Regions from separate parts of the Homo sapiens genome. Here all the other regions are linked to region 2. A link is a contact called in ENCODE Hi-C or POLR2A ChIA-PET data. All regions are on one chromosome and are shown on one strand. The core of a region is the stretch at or near the end of the contact, and the rest is flanking DNA. Distances in the headings are between cores, read along the strand shown. Region 1 holds the start of H4C8 (H4 clustered histone 8). Region 2 holds the start of ZSCAN16-AS1 (ZSCAN16 antisense RNA 1). Region 3 overlaps LOC285819 (a long non-coding RNA gene).

Region 1 (4,405 bases), core at 1,716-4,215, 1.9 Mb after region 2:
GCAATTGAAAGCTGCAGTCTGGAATTGCCTTTATTCAATTAATGCAAAAACAAAAAGGGGGAGATGTTGGAGGCCAAAGGAATGAGGGACGTGACCAACTCAATATACCACTGGAGGGTATATGAGCAAACAGCAAACTGTTCTCATGAAAGCAGCATGCTGGCAAACTGACAAGTGCATCTGCCACTAGAAGGAATGCTGAGAGCAATCACGTCCCAGGCACCGTGTTCCTTAAGGTTATCTATAGGAATATCTAGAGTCTGTTGAACAAAGAAAGCAATCGTCAGCCTGTGATAAATCCAGTAGCTGACCGACAGTTACCCCTTCCTCCTTGTTCACTCTACCTAATAAATACGAAGGGCTGTAGAAGCTCAGGGCCCTTGTTCTCTAGAAGCTAGGAGCCCCTTGACCCCTTCTTTTAAACAAATCCTTTTGTCTTTGTCTTCATTTCTGTGTTCATCCTCCTTCATTCAGTCCTATAGTAACAGCCACATTTACCTGTGTATATACATATTTTTTCTGCTTTTCTTGCATTGTATCCTGTGCTGTAATGAATCTTTTTTGTTTTTATTTTTAAAACATGTTCTTTAACCCAAACAAAAAATGGTCAATAGATATAATAAATCTTAACTGAGAGTATGCTGAGTCATGTGATTACTTCTGGTGAATTACTGAATTAGTGGGTGGTCATGGGATTACAAGCACTATTTTCCTTATTCCCAGTGCACTTAGTGTACAATCCTTTCACAGAATTACTGTATTGCACTCTACATATTTACTTGTTTAAAAGCATATGGGCCAGGTGCGTTGGCTTAAGCCTGTAATCCCAGCAGTTTGGGAGGCCAAGGCTGGCGGATTGCCTGAGGTTAGGAGTTCAAGACTAGCTTGGCCAACATGGTAAAACCCTGCCTTTATTAAAAATACAAAAATTAGCTGAGTGTGATGGCAGGCACCTGTAATCCCAGCTACTTGGGAGGCTGAGGCAGGAGAATCTCTTGAGCCCAGGAGGTGGAGGTTGCAATGAGCCAAGATCGTGCCACTGCACTCCAGCCTGGGCAACAAGAGTGAGACTTCATCTCAAAAACAAATAAACAAACAAAAAACAAAAAACAAAAACAACAAAAGCATATCTAGACTGTAGACTACTTAAGGTTTTTTTTTTTTCTTAGTTCCTAATACAGTATGTGACACATAAATATCTGAATAGGAATCCTTTCTGAGAGAGAGAAGCATAAAGCAGTCCACACATATGTTTAAAAAATAAGCACAGCGAATAGTTCTATTTGAGATATTAAAGGATGGTAGAGAGTAGAGACACATTTACCAGTAGGGTCCGCAAAAATGTTTTTCTCAGGTCAGAGTTCAATCAGTGCTATGAAGACTCCACACCCACCTCAAAATGCAACTCATTTTCCGAGATTAAGATCCTTGTAGGTGAAAAGAATCTGTGTGGGGATTTAGGAATTCCTAGTCGATTGCCTTAACTACTTGGCAAATAGTGCTTTCTGAATTATGTATCAAAAGATATAAAACTCCATTCCTGGGCTCCCACCCCACCCCACCCTTGGCACTCAGTTTATGTAAGCATTCTCCTTGCTTGGCAGGTTAACTTACAACTGTCATAACTGGCTGCAACAGTGGTATAGCCTCTAAACAAGAGAAATTTGCTTTGTTTACAGATGACATATTGATTAATGACACTTGGGTGTCCATGAAAATCAAAATTGTACATGCAGAGATTGTAGTTTCACATTATTTCCCGGAAATGCTTGTAATTCTGGAATTAAAGAAATACTCGGGTTCATTTTGTTTTCTTTCGTCATTGTTTAACCTAAAAAACTGTAACTTAAAAAAAAGGGATCCTCAGGAAAATAGACGGGGGGGGAGAAAAAAAAAGGACCTAGCAGAGGATGGTTTCGATCCATCGACCTCTGGGTTATGGGCCCAGCACGCTTCCGCTGCGCCACTCTGCTGTTCTGCCAGGCACACGGTCTCACAGTACTCTTAACTACTTACAGGAGATGCGTTCAGACTACCTCGTAATTTAAGAAAAAACCTACGAGCAGTTGCCTACTTCTTTGGCTACCACAGGTTGCCAACTCACTTTGGAAAAAGGAATCACCAGAATCAAACAGAAAACAAAACTAGGGATAGAAAAATAAATATCAATACACTGGTGGGCTAGGCGCGGTAGCTCACGCCTGTAGTCACTGCACTTTGGAAGACCCAGGCAGGCAACATAGCGAGACCCTGTCTCAATAAAATTAAAAAAAGGAAAAAAAAAAACCCCCACCCCGAAACCTACACACTGGGTGCAGTTGTGAGGGGCAGTTAGATATTTAAATGGCAATTACAAATTTTAATAAGCAGGGAAAGAAGAGAACAAACTGGGAATAGAATCAGGCCTCCGCGCGGAGGGCAATAATTCTACCACGAATCACTAACCTATCATGCCTTCGCCATCGGGAAGAAAACCCTTTTGGTTATGTTTCCCTTGGCTTGGTGATGGAGAGGGTGAAATCTTGCAGTTTTCAAACACTTCCGAAGGGGGGTTTCGGTCCGCATGTGCTTTACAGCCGGCAGCAGAAAGCCAGTCACTGTGACCTTGGGGACAAAGCTGCACTCCTCAGGCTTCCGGTCTTGTGGACCGAGGCTCCTCTCCAATCGTCCTAAAGCAACTGAAGGAACAATTGATAACAATTTAAACATGTTAATTTATTTAATCTGATTTGGTTGTTAAAACAGCCTTAAAACTCTCATTCCTATTTCCCAGCAATTGCAAGAGACGCCTCCGCGGAGCCGGCGCTCAGATGCCAAAGGCTGGAGTCGTTGGTGACGTCATCCAGGGCTGGGCTATGCGGGGTGGGGCCAAGAAGCAGGACCAAAGTTCCGGTATGCGCGCTTTCAGTCTTCAATTAGGTCCGAATTCCCGGCATATAAGGGCGTTGCTTTGCCTTGGCGTTTAGGTTTCTTAAGTTGGTTTTAGAAGTTGCTTAGTCATGTCTGGCCGTGGTAAAGGTGGAAAAGGTTTGGGTAAGGGAGGAGCTAAGCGTCATCGCAAGGTTTTGCGCGATAACATCCAGGGCATCACTAAGCCAGCTATCCGGCGCCTTGCTCGTCGCGGCGGTGTCAAGCGAATTTCTGGCCTTATCTATGAGGAGACTCGTGGTGTTCTGAAGGTGTTCCTGGAGAACGTGATTCGTGACGCTGTCACTTACACAGAGCACGCCAAACGCAAGACCGTGACAGCAATGGATGTGGTCTACGCGCTGAAGCGACAGGGACGCACTCTTTACGGCTTCGGTGGCTAAGGCTCCTGCTTGCTGCACTCTTATTTTCATTTTCAACCAAAGGCCCTTTTCAGGGCCGCCCACTTTTTTCATAAAAGAGCAGACATCTTGTTATCCTGCTTTGTTCCAGATTTTTGCTGAGAAGTAGTTACTGTGCACATGTGTAGATTTGCAGGTAACGTTTAATTACTCGTGCTTAATCTCGCATGTTTAGGATTTGGGCATAAAGTACTTAAAGCCACTGTTTTCTGCTTGAGGGAAGTTGGTATGTTGAATATGTTTAGCTTTCTTGTGGCATTTTAACACTAGATATCAGTGAGTAAGCTGGATTGTGACAGTTTATAATTCCCGTGGGCCTTCCTCCTTCAGTTTAAGCTTGAAGCGTTCGTAAGGTTCTCAAAGACTACAGAAGTTGGAAACTTCGCGGAGAGACTGCAAGTTACCCTTTCCAAAATGGCGGGAAGGGCTAAAAACAAAGAAAGCTCGCACCCAGACGGCGGGCCTTAAACCAAGGCGAATCCGTGAGCGCAACACATCTGCGTGAGTAGGATCGCAGACCCAAGTCCAGGCGGCGTGCGCGCTGCTGCTTTTGACTTGGTGACAAAACTCGTCTACAAAAGGCAGTGTGGGGTAACAATATAAATGTTCACTTGAGAGCTTGCAAGTATTGTTTCCAATAGACTTAAAATGTGTTTTTGAATATTACGAAAATATTAAAAGGTAGGGTACCGCTTAGTGAGCAATATAGAAACATCACCATAACTTATTTTGTTGTTGTTGAGACGGAGTTTTGCTCTTTCATCCAGGCTGGAGTGCAGTGGCGCGATTTCGGCTCACCGCAACCTCCGCCTTACAGTTTCAAGCGATTCTCCTGCCTCAGCCTCCTGAATAGCTGGTATTACAGCCGCCCGCCTAATTTTTGTGTTTTTAGTAGAGATGGGGTTTCACCATGTTGGCCAGGCTGGTCTCGAACTCCTGATCTCGTGATCCACCCGCCTCGACCTCCCAAAAGTGTTGGGATTACAGGCATGAGGCACTGCGCCCGGCCACGAAAACTTAAATTCTTAACCAGCAATGATCGCCTTTTGAAAAAGTACACATTCAGGCATCAGGAC
Region 2 (3,972 bases), core at 1,409-3,908:
ACATATGTAGTTGTACAAATTCAATGTGCACACAACTATGACTGCACATACTATGTACAAAGTTGTGTACACATAGGAAGTAAAATAGCGTCATGCCATAGGTAGTTTTCTCAAACTGGACACACAGACACTGATTGTAATAGATAAAACTGATAAATTTGACTTCAAAATTTTAAACTTAAATTCTCATCAAAATTTAAATCTTCTCAAAAAAAGCACCATTAAGAAAGTGAAGAAAAAGCTACACACTGAAAAATATTTGTAATACATCTATCTGACAAAGAACTATCCAGAATATATAAAGAACTCTCACAATTTAATGAATAAGATAATTCAACACCAATAGGCAAAAGATTTAAACACTTTCTTTACAAAAGATAAAAGAATGGCCAGTATGCACACTAAAAAGTAACCATTATTCATCAGGGAAATGCAAAGTTAAAACCTCAATGAGTTACCACCACATATCCGTTAGAATGGTTGATAATATCGCCAATTTCTAAGTTATTCAGGCTTGAGAGGCTTCCTTAGTTTACTCAATGAAACATGGAGATAAAGGAGAAATTATCAGAGCCAGATTTCTCCTTTGAAGTGTTACTTTTCTCCATTAATATAACCACCATCCTCAGTTCTAATTACTTCACACCTATGTGACTGCAACAGCCTTGAGATAGCCTTCCTAACTATACAAGACGTGGTCCTTAAATATCATTATCATTCTTCCAATCACTGACCCTGAGTGGTTCCTTATCTCTAAGTAAAATTTAAACTTCTATGCTTGCCTTTTATTTTTTGTATTTTTAAAAATAAATGAAACATGATAAAGATTAATATTATATAAAATTCTTAAAAGCTGACATCTCCACCCTCAAATAGTATTTACCTAGAATGTTGGGAGATAATTCTTTAATGGCTTCTCAAATTACTCCTAGTCTTATGGTAGATTTTTCTTTGAGGTTAGGTTTTCAAGGATGTTTGTATCTCCTTCTAGATCACAGTTGTTTCCTGACCAGGATAATAAAGATAATGGCTCATTCTGGGGCAAGGCTGAGCAAAGGTTGGGCTTCCTAAGCTTGGCATTCCTCTGCTAGGTTGCAAACCCACTGTTCCATCCTAGCAGGGGAATGCCAAGCTTAGGCCCCTCTGTGGGCTTTGGGAACATAAGCTTTGGGAACAAGGGAATATAAAGCTTATGATGCCTGTGTTATTAAGTAATAAAGTCTTCTGTCTCTGACGCAGGAGTCCAGTGTCTTCTGTTAGTATCCATAAAACTGTGGCAAGTTAAATTGTTAGCTTGCAAGTAGGGTAAAAGTTTCACAATTTTCAATATGGGGTAATCACTGTTAAGTTTGGAGTGCATCCTTTTCTTGTACAAATACCCCACAAATTATATCTATATAAACAAATTTTTTCAACAAAAATGGAATATATATTGTTCTGACACTCCTTTTGTCATTTGAACGGTTGAAAGGTATTCCTCAATAGCATATGTCATATGTAATTCTTCCGCCATTGATTTACATTGATAAACAAGTGTTTTCCTTTTTTTCTACCACTAGCGTCCTGTCTGCCTTTTATTGCCTTCCAGAATGACCTTCTCCCTATCCCATACCCCTGGTCATAATTCCCCTGTACCCCCAAGTCAAAGGACTTATCTCATTGCTCACTACTCAATCTAAACACTCGTCTATTATTCTAATAACCCCCTCTCAAGACTTTATTATTCGATTTTGCACTGATCACATTCTGTCTTATATTACTTGCTATGTTGCATTTGCTGTCAATAGATTAAAGCTTCCATAGTTGAGGTGTCGGTTCTGAGATCTCCTTCCCAGTTGCAGTAAGTGGCAGCCCTTGAAATATGCAGATGTGCCATACATTTCTGACAGGAAGAGTGGTTTGCCTTTTTTTGTCAAGTAGCTAATCAATCTGATTCATCCTCTCCCTGCAATTCTAGTCTTATTCAATAATTCCTTCTGCTTAGGTAGGTCCTCATTCACCCATGTACTTATCAAGCACCCACCATGTGACAGATGCCAAGTGAGGTGAAAGTGCTGGGATGAGCACCTCTGTGGATCTCACAATGACCATCCATCTTTTGCATCCTTCTTGGTTTTTCCTTTACCCAAGTCCTGCACTTCACTCTTTACCCGTGCTTCAGAAAAGCGGAAGTTGGTTAATTAATTCCATTTGTCTAACACGGATGAGAGTGACAGCAGACAAGGGGAAAGGCAGGGAAATTCCCTTAGACTGTTCTTACATGCACTCTCACACTTAATAGTCAAAGCCACCCTATGAAATAGACACTACGTTATTAGCCTGAGTTACATAAACGAGTAAACAGAGGCTTGGAGAAGTTAAAAATAAATTGCCCTCAGTCCTAACTGGAGAGTGGTGGAGTCAGAATTTGAATCCAGGTTTAAAGAATTCTAGTGCCGGCACTCTGCACCTATTTCTCTTTGGACACTCATTTCCCCTAAGGATCAGAGAAGCTCAAAGTAGGCCACTTTTCGTCTCCGTAAGTCCGCAAGGTCCTGCGAGATCACAGTGAGCAGGGCACCAGCAAATACAGTCTGCGACCGCGAGACGTAAAGGGAAGAACGCTCCTCGGCACCCCTCCCCAGTCTATCCTAAAGTCAAGAACGTCCGAGCCCGCCTTTCTCCGGGGGCGGGCTGCAATAAAACAGCAAAATCCTCCATTCCCCATCAGCGGTCGATTGGGGGCTCTTTCGAAGCGGCAGCTCTGTAGGACCGCTCTTCTACCCCAAGATCCCTCGGCTTCGGCCCCCTAGGTGCCAGGGTCTGCGGGACCCCACGCTCAAAGCCGCCGGCCGGGGTCGACAACTGCAGAGAGGGTCGGGATAGGAAATTGCGGGTAGCGGCAGATGCGGGTCCCCAGGCATCCCGGAGGTTCCCACAGGTCTGCAGTGGGCCTACTTTGCGAAAAGGGCCCGGCTGCGCCGAGCCTCGTTCAAATCAGATGCCAGACAGTGTTTCTTGGGATCCATCCAAATAGGTCCCTTATTTCTCTTTGTGGGAGCCCTGGGCCTCCTTCCAGGCCGGAACCCAAGTGCTTAGGCAGCCGGGAAAGGCCGGTCCCCTTTTTCAGTTCTCTCGCGACCTCTAGCCACTTCCGGTTGCTAACGGTTCCCAAACAGCCCCCGAAAACGCTACGTGAGCTGGGCCCTGGGCCAGAGGCAGAAAACGGACGGAAGAAAAGGTCTGGCCGGTGAGTGTCAGAGTGAGGGCGAGATTGGGTGGTGTTCTCTGCCGGTGGATAGGCTCGACCGTCCGGTTTGGGATTGGGGTTAGGTATTAGGGAGCGGTTCAAAATTATGCTAATTGTTAAGATTACGAGTATTATTTAAAAAGATACACAACAGCAACAATACAATGAGCCCACGAAGATCAAATGCCAGTTAACTGATTTAAGCAGCTTTGATAGGAAGAAAATGCTGAATTTAATGCTAACAAAAAGATCTAAGTGCGCTGTTAGGGGCTAAGACTTTAACATTATGGGCCAGCCACTGTTCTAAACCCTTCACATTTGGTCACTCATTTAATTCCTACTTTATGAGGTAGATATCATTATAATACTGTTTTACAGATGGGGAACCTGAGGCACAGAGAGAAAAATGTATTAGCCAAGGTCATATAACTAGTAACTGGCAGAACAAAGATTCATACCCAGGCATTCTTCCTTTAAATTCTGTACTCTGGCCTTTCATTGATAACCTGGTTTTATCAGCTTAGGAAATTTGCTATCCAGATGGAAGTATAAGTTTCTACAGAGATATGTTATTGCAGCAGTGTTCTGAATCTCATCGGGTTTGTTGGCAATTTGCCTTTCAACAAAGGGTTTTTTTTTTTTTTTTTGATAAGGGTGGCTTCCACAGAGATTTAAGGAGAACAATAAAAATTTTCATTTTAATAAATAAGCCCCATTTCAACGTCCCTTCTCCTGTATCATTC
Region 3 (4,011 bases), core at 777-3,276, 1.7 Mb after region 2:
TCCAACTTGGAGTGCTCTGGTCATTTGCATCTGAATCCTGCTGTGTCTTCTCTCCAGTGGAGATTTTCAAACCAGGCTGCCATCAGCACCCACTCACCACCCTAAGTTTGGTAAATGATATATAAAGCTTCAAACTGGCCCTACAACTCAAAAGGAGACATAGGAGAAGGGAGGCGTTCATGGGTTGCATATAAATGAGCACAGTTTGAAATCACTACACTAAAAAAAAATCTTTCAACTATAATAATATGTTATTTACTTTCAGCAATGAGTCAGTCAGGAATTTAGCCCAGGAAATCAACAGAAAAATAGACTCCTCCCTCCCCTGAGATGCTGCCTGCACTGGATTCATGTAAATTTAAATATAAATTTAGATTGATGTTCTTTCACCATCCTCCCCCATTATCCTTCTCTCACTTCAATCATAAATGCTCTTCTGTTTGCATCATAAATTTTTCCCCTCAATCCAGTACATTTTTCTTTTTTCCTTGTATTTATTTTATTTTATTTTAATTTTTTAGAGATGAAGTCTCACTATGTTTCCCAGTCTGATCTTGAACTTTTGGGCTCAAGTGATCCTCCCAACTCAGCCTCTCAAAGTGCTGAAATTACAGGCGTGAGCCACTATGCCCTGCTGATCCTGTACATTTTTTGAGTTCATTGTACCAATAGTTCCTCCATTAGCTTGGTTAAACATTCACAAAACAAAACAAAATGCCCCCAAATGTGACAGCTGAGTCCTTGTAGGAAAAAATCCTTAAGTGAAGCTTAGTATCCTGGGGTTCATTGCATATTCATATATACATACTTGGGGACCCATGCACTAAAAAGACAGACTCCTTTTGTTTACAATAATTCAGCCTTTGCTGTTAAGGTGATTAAGGCAAGTAGGTGTGGGTGGAGAGATAGTGACAAAGGAAGTGAACTAGAGGAATAAAGATCAAAAGATGGGAGGAGGTCACTAGGTCACAGTTAAGCAAGGGCAAGCAGGCAGGAACCAGCCCTGTTGCACTGGTGTACTTGGTCACCTGGGCAGGGTGTTGACGGGCTGTTGTGGGGATGTTGGGGACATCTAGAAAATATGGAGTTGAAAATTTACAATATACATATGAATCTTTAAGGCACATCTCTTTTTAGAACCTTTTGGAATATGTTCCTAAACATAACCAGGAGATATTTTAGGAGTCTTTTCGTCTCCTGGCTGGGGGCAGTGGCTCATGCCTGTAATCACAGCACTTTGGGAGGCCAAGGTGGGTGGATCACTTGAGGTCAGGAGTTCAGTACCAGCCTGGCCGGCCAGCCTGGCCAACATGGTGAAACCCCGTCTCTATTAAAAATACAAAAAATTTGCCAGGTGTGGTGGCGTATGCCTGTATTCCCAGCTACTCCGGAGGCTGAGGCCAGAGAATTGCTTGGCTGGGAAGGTGGATGCTGCAGTGAGCCGAGATTGTGTCACTGCACTCCAGCCTGGGCAACAGTGAGACTCTGACAAAAAAAAAAAAAAGGAGTCTTTGCTCCTTTCTGACTGTAATTAGTTCCTAAGAACATGCAGTTGGAAGGTTTCTCTATTCAGGTTGTCCCTCTTCAGCCAAATCTCAGCCTCTTCAGGTCCTTACTCTTTGCATTCTACCCTCTCCATCCTCACCCCTTTCTCTGTGCCAGTTCCCCTCTCAGCTTTTCAGTCCCTTTTCTTCCAGGCCTTGTAGCCCTGGCTCTAAGCAATTTTCCCCACTTACTCCTTAATATTCCTATCTGAAAATCATAGCCCACAAAAAAAGGTAATCAATAGTTTTCTGTTGTTAATAAAAACTTTAGACAAATTAAATTTAGCAGGGTTTAATTTGAACAAAGAACAATTTGCAAACCATCAGAACGATCGGGCAGCCATCAGAGAGGTTCAGTGAGCTCCATTCCACAAGGGAAGTGACACACAGAAACAGCTTAATTGGTTACAGCTCAGAGTTGGCCTTATTTGAACATAGTCTGATCACTTGGCTGCAGGGTTGACTGCCGCCGACTGAAGTTCGGCTACTGGGATTGGCTGAGACTCAGCTATTTGTTACAAAAGTATACTCCCATGCCTTAAGCTTTCAGTTAGTTTACATACTAAGTTAGGTTGCAGTTCATTATTTAAGGGCTCAAGAGCCATCCCTCAGGCTAAATGTATACATATCTCATACCAAATTTAGTTTAATTTAACACAATTATTTCTGCTTTAGTTAAGATTCTCTGATCCAGAATAAAGGAAAAGAAAGCATGTGCTGTACACTCGGTCCGAGAAACACTAAGAGAATCCTCTTTGTAGGAATTCGTGTTTTGATTGGCTCAGAGGTACCATTTCTCATCAGTTGCTGGGCAGAAGCCACTGGGGACGGTTAGAATGAAAACTGAAACGATATTGAATTGTACACATTGACGAAAAGTTTCAGCCCTACCTCTCAAAGTGTTTGCAGCTCTCTGTGTTTACATATTTGAATCATTAATGTGTGTGTTACGTGTACAATCAGTGTTTCTTCACATTCAGCTGTCTTTTATATCATAACAGAAATATCAGGAGAACTGAGTGGAAAAATGAAAAGATTTTAAGAAGAGAAGATAGGTATTAATTAAAATGATACTGTGGCAGTTTGCAGACATCCCCTTGCATGTAATTGTTACATGGAGGATATTATCATCTTTTGTTTTGGATATTATCATCTTTTACCACAGAGCCAAATGAAAGTATGAACATAATGAAAACTAGATCTATTGCATCTATTTTAGTACCTCCAAAATTCAGGTCTCAGATCCATTACCGAATTATAGAATTTTCTGGTATCCAGAGTTAGTGCTGTCTATAACTGCATATTTTATATTTTTCACAAAATTATTTTGGGTGTGACTGAAGCTTTCTTCACCTCTTGCTCCTTATTTGTGCCATACTGTATTTTCATGTGTATTTGTTTCTCACTCTGACAATGAAATATGTTCTAAGGTTAACCTTTGGGTAGACTGTGGGGGATGTCTTTGTAAGGGGTCCTTGCTACAAACCTTGGGACCTAGTGATAGCAGACAGGAGGCAGTCAGATGCCTAGGCAGGTAGCAATGGGTCCCCAGTGATACCCCACCTCCAAGCTGAAGACAGTTTAAAGCCTGAAAGCCAAACTACAAGGTAAATCCTCAGCCCAAATTGAGAACTTGTTGAGAACTTGTCTTCCTGTTTGGTGCACTTTCCTCTGATTGGTCCCCACCCTTCAACTACTTTCCATATACCCACACTTTCCTAATTGTTTTTTTACACTGTTGTGGCCATCTTTGAGTGGTGTCTTCACTTTAACCTTTTTTGCATACTCACAAACCATTCAGCACACACTTCCCATTCTGAGTCCATAAAACAGGCCTGGACCCAGCCACACAGGGGGAGCTTTCCTGCCTTCAGGTAGGGGTGCCAGCATCCCCTCTCTGCTGAGAGCTGTTCAGTCGCTTGATAAAATTCTTCTCAGCCCTCCTCACCCTTCAACGTCTAGTGTATCCTCATTCTTCTTGGGCATGGTACAAGAGCTCAGGAACTGCTGAACGTGGGTATAAGCTATAACACAGGTGAGCTGGGGCATGCCAGTTTAGCCAAGCGAGGCTTGGGTGGGGTGTTGCTGGCCAGAGGTCCCCTGCTTGCAAAGTGACAAATAAAAATCCTGTATCACTAGCACTTGCAACTTTAGTTGGGTCACAAATAAAATATAAAGGCCTATCATTTGTTTATGTTATAAAACAGACCCTTAAAGTAATTAAAACTCCTAGGACTTAGCTGAAACCTTGGCTGGTAGAAAATGATACTACAACAGTTTGAATTTAGGCTCTGTGGTAGAGTTGGCTGGCTGCTTGTTCAATAACAGATCTACTTTTCTCAGTAATAAAATCCCATTTTCTTATTGCAAGGTGTCCATCTCATTTGTAGACAGGGGAAGCCAAGGGACTAAGTTTGAGCCAATTGCTTGAGGGTGGAAGTTTATCAGACAGATTATTTAAGGGGAG

The links. A loop is a pair of places that touch in the nucleus more often than their neighbours do. ChIA-PET counts read pairs that join two places held with the same protein, here RNA polymerase II (POLR2A). Pooled maps may share reads with other maps.
Region 1: a loop to region 2 is called in a pooled map, with 6 times the contacts of the local background. The contact joins the promoter of H4C8 here to the promoter of ZSCAN16-AS1 in region 2. A Hi-C loop is called at or near these places in 6 of 50 pooled maps. POLR2A ChIA-PET finds 5 or more read pairs at or near these places in 2 of 52 experiments (T-cell and WTC11).
Region 3: a loop to region 2 is called in a pooled map, with 5 times the contacts of the local background. The contact joins the enhancer-like site here to the promoter of ZSCAN16-AS1 in region 2. A Hi-C loop is called at or near these places in 4 of 50 pooled maps. POLR2A ChIA-PET finds 5 or more read pairs at or near these places in 2 of 52 experiments (HEK293 and common myeloid progenitor, CD34-positive).

Annotation. Positions count from the first base shown.
Region 1 is chr6:26,284,094-26,288,498 of GRCh38, reverse strand. H4C8 (H4 clustered histone 8) reads left to right here and starts at 2,965. Exons shown (of 1, transcript NM_003543.4): 1 at 2,965-3,373. The coding sequence starts at 3,000. The coding sequence ends at 3,311. TRX-CAT1-2 (tRNA-iMet (anticodon CAT) 1-2) reads right to left here and starts at 1,973; the gene lies at 1,902-1,973. It overlaps LOC124901287 (a long non-coding RNA gene), which reads right to left and starts at 2,819. Exons shown (of 2, transcript XR_007059520.1): 1 at 2,446-2,819. RefSeq lists a silencer at 2,185-2,234 and enhancers at 2,575-2,964, 3,115-3,274, 2,653-3,388, 2,481-3,680, 3,389-4,124.
Region 2 is chr6:28,136,002-28,139,973 of GRCh38, reverse strand. It overlaps ZSCAN16-AS1 (ZSCAN16 antisense RNA 1), which reads left to right and starts at 2,658. Exons shown (of 2, transcript NR_103456.1): 1 at 2,658-3,229. RefSeq lists an enhancer at 2,298-2,487.
Region 3 is chr6:26,472,251-26,476,261 of GRCh38, reverse strand. It overlaps LOC285819 (a long non-coding RNA gene), which reads left to right. Exons shown (of 4, transcript NR_038992.1): 3 at 1-110. It also overlaps a transcript of BTN2A1 not described here. Among named protein-coding and RNA genes, the nearest start is that of BTN2A1, 16 kb to the right of the region's middle. RefSeq lists an enhancer at 2,378-2,427. Within about 2 kb of position 2,026, at least 41 of the 41 ENCODE cell types and tissues checked have a DNase peak (open chromatin) inside an H3K27ac peak, as active enhancers do.